3 separate regions of the Homo sapiens genome follow, and regions 2 and 3 are each linked to region 1. Evidence: chromatin loops called from intact Hi-C (ENCODE). Cell type or tissue: endothelial cell of umbilical vein. All regions are shown on one strand.

The links. Hi-C counts contacts between places; a loop is a spot of excess contacts. Peaks named below come from ENCODE experiments on the same cell type or tissue, not always from the same donor. Only the 100,000 strongest peaks of a DNase experiment are listed, where the experiment ranks them.
Region 2: a loop joins it to region 1, with 7 times the contacts of the local background. A loop is called at or near these places in 2 of 110 quality-filtered maps.
Region 3: it touches region 1 in a loop (6-fold over the local background); 9 of 110 quality-filtered maps call a loop at or near these places.

What each region holds. Positions count from the first base shown.
Region 1 is chr15:95,556,732-95,559,231 of GRCh38, reverse strand. No RefSeq gene overlaps it. Among named protein-coding and RNA genes, the nearest start is that of LINC00924, 120 kb to the right of the region's middle. RefSeq lists an enhancer at 1,338-1,632. In endothelial cell of umbilical vein, no CTCF peak of the experiment used is centred here; DNase peaks (open chromatin) are centred at 841, 1,491 and 2,151; H3K27ac peaks cover 2,363 bases.
Region 2 is chr15:95,324,754-95,327,253 of GRCh38, reverse strand. LETR1 (lymphatic endothelial transcriptional regulator lncRNA 1) reads left to right here and starts at 154. Exons shown (of 4, transcript NR_034095.1): 1 at 154-424. In endothelial cell of umbilical vein, no CTCF peak of the experiment used is centred here; DNase peaks (open chromatin) are centred at 333, 673, 1,213 and 2,203; H3K4me3 peaks cover 1,953 bases; H3K27ac peaks cover 2,500 bases.
Region 3 is chr15:95,258,129-95,260,628 of GRCh38, reverse strand. No RefSeq gene overlaps it. Among named protein-coding and RNA genes, the nearest start is that of LETR1, 68 kb to the left of the region's middle. In endothelial cell of umbilical vein, a CTCF peak has its summit at 1,012 (motif pointing left); DNase peaks (open chromatin) are centred at 468 and 868; H3K27ac peaks cover 1,585 bases.

The DNA.
Region 1 (2,500 bases):
TTTAGTTCTTCTTCCTTTTAATACCTGACACTAAGTCTGGAAGACAGCAGCTAATAAATAAATGCTAGCTGAATGAATGATGAAAAAATGAATAACCCTGAGTCAACCATCGTATCTTTAAGAAATTATTATAATAGTAACAACAAGGAGATGACTAATATAATTTTACTAAGTTTAGAAAGCCTTGGAAGGTTAAACTTCATGAGAGCAGTAGTCCTACCAAGTGTTTTATTATATTAGCAATTATCTTTTACATTCTAGTAAAATCCAGGCCTTTATTCATATTTTTCTCTGTGAAAGGTACAATCAATCAATTATGAAGGTGAAATTATGTTGATGCTGAGGCAGTATGGGGAACCCTAAATAGTTGGAGTACTCAAGTCACAGAAAATCATGAAAATGAAGCTCAAGTGATGGATTAGTGAAGACGATAAGTCCCTCAAATTTGAGTTGCAGCGATAAGGGAATTGAGGGGGAAAAAAAAGCTAAGTAGAAACTCACTTGAAAAATGCACTTAAGTCTTCATGATAAAATTTCAAACTTCTTTTATTACTATTCATTTTTATCTAAAAAATCATGTTAGCATTTAGTCCCAAATTTCCAAGCCTTGTGTTCGTCTTTCTCTGCGATGTTATCAGCTGGAAGGGAAAGCTGGCCGTGAAACTGTTATGTTAAGCACTTTTCCACAAGAACTTATTGCTTTAATAAGTAGGGAAAATGCTCTTAAAGAAAAAGAAATGTCATTCAAGATTCATTAGAGGGAAAAAAATAAAAAAGAAACCCATGTGATCCTCCATCGAATTCAGACTTCCTTACCATGGAATACTGAACATACATACCCTGAGGTCTTAACAAAGAGTAGGAGTAAACAGTTACTCATCACTAGAAAGAGAATTGTATATTCTCCGGGACAATGCACTAAGACAAGAGTACATAGACCAGTGTGTACACCAGGCAGTTATTGCCATGTCCCTGTAGACTGGGGATTCCAAGATAAACAATGCCTCACACAGGTAAGCACTCAATAAATATTTTTTGAAAGGATAGATGAACATTAGAAAGCAGTTTAATGCTCTTTAATAACTATAATCCCCCCTTGTAGATCAAACTCTCATCTTATATGAGCTTATGGCAGAAGCCACAATTACTTTTGCACCAACCTAATACATAGAATTAATTTATATCTATAAGAATTCACATATCAGCATAATCTACTGCCTTAGAACCTCATGCCTCTTTAGGAGTTGTTTTATTGCCATTGTCTTACGGTTTTTACCACTTTTGAAACCAATATGTATTAATAACAATAAAGTCACTTTATGACCTCAATGAAAAGATGTGGATTTTTTTTTTCTGACAAGGTGTTTTTTTCCTAATTAACCTTATTTTTAGAACTTGTTTTAAACACATGTGACTAGACATAATCAGCCTATGGTTAAAAATATAATACTATGATGAGTCATGTGGGTAGCAATGAAAGGGAAAAGAGATGACTCACTTTCCCAGCAGTGAGCATTCCTCTTGTCTTCCTGGTTTCTGGCCACCTCCCTCCACTGCCCCATAAAAACCCTGCCTTAGCTAAAGCTAGGCAATTTTTCTCACCTTCCCTCCGAACCTTGTGCTTAGACTACGAAGTTTGGACACTTTGGCATGAGGCTATTTTAAAGTCTGAATCCGATGTGGTAGGAAAAGCAGGTATAGAAACGGACCCCCTACATCCAGATTACATCTGCGAATGAAACCCAATAATGTTCTCAAGTTCAAAGCAATCGCCCACTCACCCGATGGTCTCTTTGGATGATTGAAAATGGCTTAAGCAAGTACATATGGGCTTAAAGAGCCACTCAAAATAACTGAAAAGCAGGTTGTCCACAGAGAAGCCATGTCACTTCGTTGACAAATAAGCGTGGGCTGAGCTGGCAAGGGGCTTCCCGGGGGCTCCTCACCCGCAGGGGGAGAGGAAACGTCGGGTGAGTGTGGGAATAATAAGTGAGCGCGGCGTCCTCTCTGGTTCTACTATTCTATAAATGTTATATTTGTTAGGCGAGCTCCCTCCCTGACCACCCCCCAAGCAGTTCATAGACAATAAAACACCAGGAATCCCTGAAGAGTGGTAAAATGCTGACATGATTTAAGAAGGAAGACTCTGATAAGAAGATAAAAACCTAATAAACAGAGTCTAGAGAACCTTGGTTCGTCTCAGCCGCTTGCCAGTGTAAGCAAAACCCTCCCAAGGAAAACAAAAGGAGCCTTAATGGTAAGGACATTCCACTCGCAGACCATCTGAAGGAGAAAGTTGAGGCCGTGACCTCTGCAGACTGCAGTTATGAGAGCTCGGACAAAAAAATATTTGATTTGGTTCAAGAAGCAAAATCAGTCACTGGATTTTTTAATATCTTTTTTCTTCAATAAAAAAATAATGTATTTTATGTGTGCTTGAGAGAGAGTTGTGTATACATGGTAAATATTTCTCCCACCCATGTAGTTTTTCTGTTTAGCT
Region 2 (2,500 bases), 230 kb after region 1:
CCCTGGCGAAATGATTTGTGAAACATCAGTCCGAAATTATTCGGGGGTTCTTCGCCCTCCACTTTCCCATAGCGCGTTTTCCTTTCTCCCACAGAGATATAATAGAAACTAATCTTCAAAATCCAAACATTCCAAGCCCCATCCTTTTGTGCAGGCATCTCGCTGTCTGCGCTGGGCACGGAGCGGCGCGCGCGCGCCCGTCTTTCCCTCGGCGGCCCCCGCGGCTCGGACCCGGGCCGGCAGACAGGCCATCCATCATCCGCCCTCCTCCCGCGGAGCGCCGCAGCCGCCGCGGCCAATCCGGCGGCAGGTGGGGCCGCACCTGCGCGACAGCCCGCCGCTTCCCTCCGCTCCCTTCGCCGCGCCTCGCGTGCTAGCGGTGCCCTTGTGAGCCACTGCGTTCTCCAAGGCCAGAACGGGACAGGTACGCTCGGGTGACAGGGACCGTACGTGCGCTGAGCCCGCGGCTGGCAGCCAGGGGGGCGGCTGGAACGTGGGAGGACACGCTGTCCCTTAATACACACGCGTGCTTTGGATGGGTGTGTCATCTATTTGTGGACATACGGGCCCTCACTGGGTTTAGCCTCTTAAAAAGTTGAAGAATTAAGATGCTTACCTTTGGAAGGGAAGTGTAACTGAGAACACGTTTTAGTGATAGAATGTGTTGCCTCTGGTCTGTTTCTTGGGTGAACCCATGGTGCAGTTTCCAAGCCACGTCTGAATTCCGCATGCCCCCTACATACTTCAGGCAGTATTCCCCTAAGGCCTAAGTGAGAAATACTGACTCAATACTAAAGATTAAATAGTATCCATAGGATACAAAAATTACCCCAAACAAAAACCTAACCTAGACCTCAAGGACCATGAAAAGACTGTAACAACTTAAAGAAAAAATAGGACCTCAAACTACAGAGAAGCTTTCATTTTCCAAATAGGCAAATTATTTGTAGTGCAATCCGCTTGTTTTTGTGGGGGCTAAAGCGGGTGTAGAGTTGCTTGGCTATTCTGTGGAGGCAGCTAGATAAGTCCTGCTAACATGTTATGGATTTTGTAAGCGGGCTCAATAACTCCCTTTGGTTTAAAAGGTCCAAAACATGTATTTTATCATGTAATTTGAGAACAAATGAGAACAAGCAGAATGCCTGCCTCCCCCGATATGTTCCAGGAGTGTGTCTATGTAGATGTCAATTACGTAAGTGCAAGGCCTTGGAAAACAACAGCCCTGCAGGTGGCTTCAAGGCTTCAAGATTTTTCAGAAAAGCATATTTCTTTTATTTTCTTTAAGAAAAATACAAAATAAAAATAACAGCAACCACAGCCGCAAGCATTACCCTCCAACCTCCTGCCCCTGTCTTGCTTCTGAGTCATAAATCATGAAAAAGAGAGAGACAATGACTCCAGTTTTCCTGCCTTTAACAACTGGAACTGCTAATGCCAAAAAGGAAGAGAAATAAACAGGCGAGCTGTATTTCTGCAGAAGAAGGAGAGGTGCCCTTGGGAAACCGGAGGTTCCTCATCTCTAAGGACCTCCCTTCCCTAAAAAGGGTCTCTCCCTTTAAAGTTAGTGGTTCTCAAACCTGTCTTCATGTGAGATTCACATAGGCTTTTGTTTTTTGTTTTAAGAAATACAAATGCCAAAATTAATACTCTGGTTTGATTGGTCTGGGGTGTGGTGGAGGCAGAAGCACTTTGGGGTTAGACATAGGTATTTTGGGAAAACCTTTCCAATCCTTGGCATGTGCAGCCATCCAGCTGTGCATTCCAATCCTGTTCTGTTTCATGGGCTACATGAGATATTATTTGATTCTATTTCATGAGATATATGAACGGGATTCCTGGGATAGTATTCTGTTCTGTTTCACAGGATATACTTATGCCCCCATCCCACAGTTGTCTCCCCTCTCCACTCAAGCATATGCACAGAACCCACATTGGGTAAACAAGATCTCTCTTTTTGTTTCTTTTCCACTACTCAGTTCTATTAGCATTTTAGTGTATTCATTCTGGTTGTTAAAATGTATCACTCCTCATTTTAACACCTCGATAGCAGTTTGGGATTTTTGTTATTTGCTGTTGGTGCATTTATATTTACATATTATTTTTTAAAATACTGAGTTTCGGGAATTGGAGAGCAAGTGATAGACTTGCTGTGACATTTTGAAGTCTAAAATGTTTTTATCAGAACCTGGAAGCCCAGCATGTTGGAGAAGCTCCCCCTTCAGAGCGTGGCCTTTGTTCATCCCCTTCAGGCCCACCTGAGCCACTGAGGATCGCCCGCAGAAGGCTGGCTGCACATTTTGTATGAGCAGAACATTCTTCCTGTTCACCAAAGTGGAACTGAAGTTTCTCTTTCCCTTGGATTTTCTCACTCTCCATGGCCAGCAGCGCCACATTTCTGGATTATGTTGTACGCTTTACCTTGAGAGATAGATGATCTGGTCTTTGATTAGACACCCTGACCTTTTACGAGTGTTGATCATTGATCATGATCTAGGCTGGA
Region 3 (2,500 bases), 300 kb after region 1:
CATAGTTTCAACTTTCATGCACTTTAGTCACCTGTTTTTTTTTTTTTTTTTAAGGCAGATTTTGACTCCAAAAGTCCAGGATGGGGCCTGAGGTTCTGCATGTCTAACAATTTCCCAGCTGATGCCAAAGCTGCTGATCAGAGTCTACACCTTAAGAAGTAAGGACTGTCAGAGAGCAGTGAGCTGAAGTGCCAGGGTAGAGACTTGGGATAAGGGGCCAAAAGGACTGGCTTCTGTCAAAGTTAAAACTTGGCGCCCCTAGGGAAATTCCTTCAGTGGATTGTGGAGCCATTTGCAAAACAAGGGCTAGTGTAGTCCTCTGGTTGGCTTTTTCACCAGCAGGCTTGAGGTTCTCTACCCATACACAGCTCTCCTGAAGTCCACCGCTGTTTTGTTTGGACAGGCTGGTCTCAAGTCTGAGCTTGCACACAAAGAGCTTATCACCAACACTGGCCTTTCTCTGGCAGCTGTTTTCCTTCCGAGTCCCAGGGCTCTAGTCTGAGGGCAGGAAAAAGGCTTGCTGGAGAAAGAAGGGGTGCTATCAGCAAGCTGTGGTAGATGCCTGGCTTCAAGACCTTGCGGGGGAGTACCTCTCCCACACATACCTCCTTACACACACCCCAAAGATCAGCTTCTCCACTATGTCCTTGCCCTAGAATAAGTATGAAATAAGCAGTTTGATAAATCTATCGGTTTTGTCCATAAAAGCTGGCGAAGAAGCAGAGACTAAATTACTTCCTATAATAAAACAAGGAATTTCTATAAATTACAAGGACTGAATGTCAAGTCCTACAGAAAAACCTGCTCATGGGCATATGTGTCCGTGATGGAACAACACATATCCCACCAGCATGAGGTCAGGCATATGAAATCAGTATGAGGTATATGAGTGCCACATCTAGGAGAACTGATAAAAATCAGAGTCGTTGTCAGCTGTGTAAATTGAGAGGAAAAGGCGCCTTCAGCGACTTCCTTTGGGGAAGGCTTGTTTTGTGCTGGTGAACTGCTCCCCCTGGTGGATCAGAAATCGTCATGGTCGGGATTCCATTCTGAAGGGAGCAAACATGCTCTGGAGAAAACTGGGCAGTTGCAGGTATAGAGATATCCTCCCAAAAAAAGCTAATTTCTGAGCCCCCAGAAATACATTGAATACCTTCTGGGACCCTAACTGAGTCTTAGTGTGGCCATGATGTGAATTGCAAAGTTTGTCTTCCCACATTATTGGAGTTGTCTTGTGTATTCTCATTATTATGGTTGTTTCAAAATTGTGGCTGTATATTGATTTGAGAGATACGGAAAAGTCTTAAGTCCTGTATTTTATTTTATTTCCACTTTAAAAGCAATTCTGGATATTTACAAGGGGAAAAAGACCAACAGCGAGGAGAACATTTTTCTGTGAAATCATTTGTTTCCCTTACTGTCTACTTTTAACTGCTCTCTCTGAGGTGGTCATGTCGATTGTGATTAATTTATGCCTGGGCCTCTTGTTCTACTTCCCTCAACCTAAAAATAAGTTTTGTGATTTTCTCAGGATGAAATTTCTACTTTCATTATTTATGTCAGTGCCAATAGAGATAGTTTATGTTGTTGTTTTCATTAAAGAGATTTTTTGTATGCCCTGCCATGCACAAAGAGGAGATTTTGCAGGTCAGGCAGAGATGAAAATCTCTGACAACACTCTTACTCTTTCGAACATTCTGCAATGAGGATTGCAGCTTCAGTCCAAACAGTGTATAAGCTAAATAAGGAAGTGTTTTAAATATTTATTTAACAAGACATATTTTAAATAACCTACATATGTAAATAGAGTTCTTAGCCTGTACATTATTGCCAGGTCGATTCTCATGTTCTGATATATAATTAATTACTGGTTTATTCCTCTGTAAACCGAAGCAGGGAATAATTCCGTGATGCCAGGTCACTGATGTCAGCAAAATGTAATACCCTTTGTCAGTGGGATCTGTGCAGGAGAAATTGAGACTGTAAAATCTGTGATGGTGGGTGCCAAAAGGTGTCCAAAAAACAAGTTCCTATCTCCATTTTAGTTGTTTTCTCCTGATGTGTAGACTTTTTCTCTATGTTACCTAAGTGGGATTAGAATGCACATTTTTTATGTTAATGCAAACTCAGAATGCCTATGCAGTCTAAACTATGCATTTTATAAGTCACCTAAAGTGTCATCTAAAGTAAATGCATATCATGACCATTTTAAGCAGCACTATTATATTTAGAAACAATAACAACACAAATATCAATCATTTTGGTAATTCTTGATCATTGAAAAAATGAATTTTTAAATGTTTAAGCAAAATCCACAAGTCATTTTTAACTTTTTGAGAGAAAAATATGGCGATATGTATGTATATATATATAATTTTGTTTTCACTTAAATGAGCACCTGTCTTTCAAATTACTCTACTAAAAACTTCTAAAGGGCAAAAATTCTGAACATCAAATTTGTCAAGGGTATAGATAGCCCTAGGAAAGAAAAAAGCAGGCA